2 separate regions of the Homo sapiens genome follow, and region 1 is linked to region 2. The links are chromatin loops, found by intact Hi-C in ENCODE. Cell type or tissue: lower leg skin. All regions are shown on one strand. Links, peaks and the distances in the headings refer to the core of each region. The heading gives the core; the rest is flanking DNA.

Evidence for each region. Peaks named below come from ENCODE experiments on the same cell type or tissue, not always from the same donor. Only the 100,000 strongest peaks of a DNase experiment are listed, where the experiment ranks them.
Region 1: a loop joins it to region 2, with 4 times the contacts of the local background. A loop is called at or near these places in 62 of 110 quality-filtered maps.

Annotation. Positions count from the first base shown.
Region 1 is chr7:17,695,053-17,697,979 of GRCh38, reverse strand. No RefSeq gene overlaps it. Among named protein-coding and RNA genes, the nearest start is that of LINC02889, 140 kb to the right of the region's middle. In lower leg skin, for the core only: no CTCF peak of the experiment used is centred there; a DNase peak (open chromatin) is centred at 1,378.
Region 2 is chr7:18,344,259-18,347,185 of GRCh38, reverse strand. It overlaps a transcript of HDAC9 not described here. Among named protein-coding and RNA genes, the nearest start is that of HDAC9, 150 kb to the left of the region's middle. In lower leg skin, for the core only: a CTCF peak has its summit at 1,382 (motif pointing right); no DNase peak of the experiment used is centred there.

The DNA.
Region 1 (2,927 bases), core at 206-2,705, 650 kb after region 2:
ATTAGAAAAACCTACTCCTGCTTCTTCAGAGCTCCTTCCACAGAGAGAAGGTCACATCAAAGATGATTGTTCCAATGGAAACACTTGTGATACAAATTACTGGACTAATCAAATGACAGACATTTAGCGGGTATGTGCAGAGTAGGCAGAGGTGGCGACAGAATTCCCAGTAGATAGACTGAATAAATGCTTAGATCACCAGTAAATGGGGACATGCAAATAGAACAAAATTTAGATACAGATTTTGATGTTTTAAAAAAGGTATTGCATCATTATCATGCTAAGAGTTTGAACTTTGTTGAAATTCTCTTTTACTTCAGGGTTTAGATCTTAAAAAAATATTGTATTACATATGGTGGATAGTTGTGGGATGTGAAGCATAATCTCTTTAATGCTCAAGACTTTTAAAGATCTTCATCCAGCCCTGGGAGGGTGTTGCCTCTGATCAAATTATGGTCAGAGTCTAATTTCCTGGCTTCAGAAAAATCTTCTATTAGTTTCTGAGGTCATAGGGCAAGGAAAAAAATCTCAGGATTCTGGAATGAAGTTTGAAGAGATTAGAGCTTGACAGAACAGGCAGTACATATCCTTCCATGAAGACAAAACATTGGCTTCAAGCTTTGGGTTTTGCTGGTGACTGACGAGCACTCAGGGACAAAGTCCCTGTGGAGAGGACAGGAAAGGCCTCCCCAGCTGGTCATCTTCATTCAGCACCATTTGCTACCCTGGCCAATGTGATTGACCCTCTGCCTCTCACGCACCCCTTGGCAGCAGGTTGCCCCTTCCTGATGAATTTTCTTCATTCAAAACTGCTCTGGAGGCACATCCTGACCTGATTTTACCTTTGTTAAGAATTTCTTGGGTGACTGTAGAGATATTCATGGATGACTCTGCAGTCACCCATGATTCTATAGATATTTATTAAGGCCCAGAAATCTCTAGAGATGGTCTTCACTGAATGGATTTCCATTTCTTGCAAAAGAAAAAAAGAAAAGGCTCAAATTAAGACAAGTAGTGAGATATGAGGTCAGAAGAAAATAACAAGGAGAGTTCACAGACTCAGTCATGACATAAATCAAAGATAGAGATGTTTAACTTAGAGAACAGTGGTGAATTCAACCTCATGGACAGAAAAAAAACATGGAAAGACAGCTTGTTAAATTAAATTTTCTGCTGTTTATCAAGTTGAATATCTTCATCTTCCCTTTTATTGACATAGATGTCTCTCTGGTGAAATCATTTCAGTGACTGAGAAAGGCTGAGTAATTTTCACCACTGGCCTTGTCTAGGAGGGGCCCCTGGGACACCCGTCATTGTTTGCACTGCTTGGGTTGAGTGATGCAAGTCGCAAGCGGCAACCTGCAATAGTCCTGGCCTCTCTGAGTGCCTCGGGCCTTGTTCTAGACAATATTTCTTTTTAGGCTAAGGAGTGGCAGGCTGCCCACACTGCTTTCTTCCCAGTACCAAACGAAACCTTCCTTAAGTGTTACTACATGTTAATAAACGTAGTCAGTGAAACCCACTTAAAAAGAATGAACTGTTTATGAAAGAAACCTTTTGAAAGACAGAATATTTTTGCCTGTGGGCCAAAGCTGAGGCAGGAAAACAAAGGGCTCTTTCAAAGGCTTAGAATATGATGGAGGATGGATTCTGACTTTCCAACTACAAAAATAATGATGCTTTTAGCATCAATACCTGCATTACTCCAGGGAGTTGTAAATATACTTTACAGACACAGGCTGGGCCTTTCCAACTTTTTACCTCAGTGCTCTTTGAACTCCTTAAAGGGGAGTAATGTTGGCCCCAATTTGCACACTGAGAAACTGAGGCAGAAGAAATCTAAGCAATTTGTCCCATGCCACCAGATAACTTATAAGTGAAGTCAAGAATAGAACAAACTGAAACTGAATGCTTCCATGACACAGGAGCATCTGCCATCTGGAATAGTTCCTTCTTTTTCTCTAGTTGATCTCTTTCTTTTCTGCTTTTATCTTTCATTTTCTGATTCATTAACTCTTAGCTCTTGTCAATGAATTGAGGCCAGTGTGAGTGTTGACATGTCCATCAGAAAGTCTGTGTTGGTCCAGGTGACAAAGAATCTACAGCTTGTATCAGCCAGCCTGTGCAGGTTGTTGCAGTTCCTTTGAACAATATTACTAGCAAAACTCATCTTGAAAACAATATTCTTTCATCCTAACCTATTTTGTACTTCCAGAAACACTACTGTAAAGTACAGATGCTCCTTGACTTACAATACAGTTATATCCTGACGAACCCATCATAAGTTGAAAATATCCTAGTTAGAAATATATTTTATGAACCTAACCTATTGAACATCATAACTTAGCCTCACCTACCTTGAATGTGCTGAGAACATCTATATTAGCCTATAATTGAGAAAATTAACTAACACAAAGGCTATTTTATTATATGGTGTTGAATATTTCATGTAATTTATTGAATACTGTATAGAAAGTGAAAAACAAAATAGTTGCATGGGTACTCAAAGTATGGTTGCTACTGAATGCGTATTGCTTTTGCATCGTCATGAAGTTGAGAAAGTCTACGTTGGAATCTACAGCTTGTGTAAACCAGCTTGTGCAGCTTGTTGCTGTTCTTTGAACAATAAGATATTAGCAAAACTTATCTTGAAAACAAGATAAACCATCACAAATTGGGTATTGTGTGTATAAAATTTTACATTTGTACATTTAAAAAATATCCGGTGTTTGGCTTTTTAAAAAAATAAATGGTACCTAAATAGTTCTTAATTTCCCCTTATGGGTAGTCTCCTAGCTGTTAAATGTACATTTATTTACTCATTCATTTTTTTATTTGACAGCTATTTGTTTTGAATTTACTTTTGGCACAGCACTGGGCTTTGTAATGAATACTGTACAACAGATCAAAATCTTATAGAAGATTTT
Region 2 (2,927 bases), core at 160-2,659:
TACTTTGCAGTGCTGGTAACTAGGATTGGAAAATGTTACATTAATACGGTGAATTTTATTTTTCACCAAGTATTGTGTTCTAAAAAGAGTTACTGTGAAATATTCATTCAGTATGGTGCAGAAAACAAATATGAACAACTTTTAAAACCCCCATCCCATGGTACAATATAAAGAAATTGATGCATAGATGTCTTATTTCCTTTGTGCCGCCAGCCTCTCCTATGAATGCCACACCCATGAATTAGGAAAGACTGAACAGATCATTTTAGACCTAGAAAACAAAGTGGTGGATTGGCTATTCCACTTTCCTCAGATGAAGAAAAATGACCTGCACTCTCAGCTTCTGGCTCCCAACCAAACAATGGGAAATTTTCTCCTGTTGCTATGAGATTTTGGTGAAATATAACTGATGAGAATCATCAATAAACCATACCAGTGTCTATTGTAATTGTGGAAGAAAAAAGTGTCTTTCGATCCCATTGACCATTACCTTATCAAAAAGCAAAAACATCTTATTTTCAGATGGGAAGGAGAAGATTCTGAGAGTATATTTACTAAAAATACTATTTCCTGGTCAGATGATTTTTTTTCTTTTAATGACAGCAAAAGAACAATGTAAAAACTGCAACTCTCCTCTTCAATCTAAGGTAAATAATTCCCAGAAAATATTCACATATATCTTTTAGTTCAACATAAATGAAAGGAAAAAATGCAAGTTGTGTTAATAGCGGTTGTGACATCTAACAAAAGCAAAACTACAAAAGCTAAAACAGCATGTGACAATTTTTGAGAGTTAAATTATCCAAATTCTCTCATAAAAATAGTCATAAAGATGTAATGACAATGAGTGACCCTTGTTTCAAAGCACTGTCAAGTTAACTGTACTTTGAAATCTAGTTCAATTTATCTGCAACATCAAGCCATCAATTTCAAAGGTTTTATAATTCATAAGACATTTTTAAAATAGAAACATTTTGGGTTTTTTGCAGCACAATTACTGCTATCCTAGGAAGGAGAAAGAAACTTTCTTCATTATGGGCCATAACATAACTTTTCTTTAGCAAAATGATCTGTAATTAAACCAATTACATTTAGCATTCAAAAATTCAGAATGTTGTTTCTATATTTTCTAAATTAGCATTGGTCTACTTTAGTCTCTCTAGAAAAAATTGAGAAAAATGAGTTCCTGAAAACTTAAAATACCTACCTTTAAACTCATGTCGTTTCTGCTGTGTTTGGAACATAAATGTACTATACATGCGGCTCCTTGAAGAGAAACAGACAGAAACAGGAGTCGTTGGAAAAGAGTCAACTCTAATGCATGCCAGAGGCCAGCAGGGGGAGTAAAATCCCAAAAATACAGGTAAAAGGGGAAAAAAAATGCTGAATGAAGGTATAGGCAGCACCAACTTGTAAAGAAAAGAGAATCAGTCACCCAGTCAAATAAAAGGTGAAAATCAGATTCTTCAGGGCCTTGGCTCAAGAAGATAAAATGAATTCTCATCCACCTGTGAGAAACAAATGCACCTCTTTCTATGTATGTTCCAGGGAGCATAATAAGCTAAAAGGGCAAAAAATTGTCCTTGAAATTTTGTAGTTTTTTTTTTTTTTTTGTCTTCTGTTGAATAATAAAGGGAACAAAGTGTCTTATGAGAACACAATCATGTACTTTCACTAAACAACAATTCATTAAATGAACAAGCTTTGAATCCCGCTGTGTGGTTGGCTAGGAGAATTGTGATTCCTAATGTCAATAACCTCTTAATCAGATATTTGTTCTAATATATGAAAGGAAATAATGCTTAGTATGATCTGCATGGATTAACAATTTAGAAGCACAAAGGAGGGAGAAATTCCTGAAAGCAATGAAGAACTAAAGAACATTTTAGGCTAAAATATATTCTACATTCTAATGTTTCATTTTAAGTCATTTTGTACACAAGGACACAGCATTATCTAGAAGAAAGAAAATTCTGGGCTTTGGAAACACAATATCCCTTTCAGGTCATAGAATTACCAATGCATCTGATTAAATTATTACCTGTCATACCTCTCAGGAGCACCTACTACCATCTGACAGGTGTTTGCTTGCTGGTTATTTCACTCATTACATAAGTGAAGGGCTATAAACTTCATCTTCTCTTATTTCCATTAAGATGTGAGGCCGTGAGCTTTTAGTAGAGAGCCCAAGATCATCCAAATCCCGATTATGCAAGCTCTCTGTGGAATGACCTGACTGATTACTTTTTAATAGAAGATTTGTTCATTAAAGACTGCAGCTCCTTATGGATTTTACTTATCAATCCTTAGAATTTGGTGAATTTTTTTCAGTGTTAAAAAGAGAAAGTTTTGCTAGAAAATCTTCAACTGTGCAGTTAACACTGAATTTGATAAACAGTACATTCCCAGTAACAGCCACCAAAATTCCAAGTTAAATCTGTGCCCTTGGAATAATGCCAAAATGCCACAGCATATTTGCACTTTGAACAAATTGCAAATTTTTAACTCCTATTTTTTTCTGCCAAAACAAAGGCTGAAAATATGTGGATTCTATCTTCCCTGAAAACTTTACAATGGTAATTTGGGATGCAAAGAAAAATGATTTTAAGACCAATAGAATGGTAGATTAATTTGATTTACTATTTAAGTACGAATACTACCTGAACAATTTCTGGAAGCCATTTGTAAACATAAGTGCTATGAAACAGTCACTAACATAATCTATATGTGAAATCAGACAATATTATTAGAATTCTTTCTGTGCTACTTGGCCAATATTCTTAACCATTCAACCTCAGTTTCCTTATCTGTGAAATGAGGATAATAATACCTTATAAGCTTGTTGGAAGAAGTCATTGAAATAATATCCGTAAAGTGCTTGATCTAGTTCCTACCACATAGTACATAATCAACAAATAATACCTCTG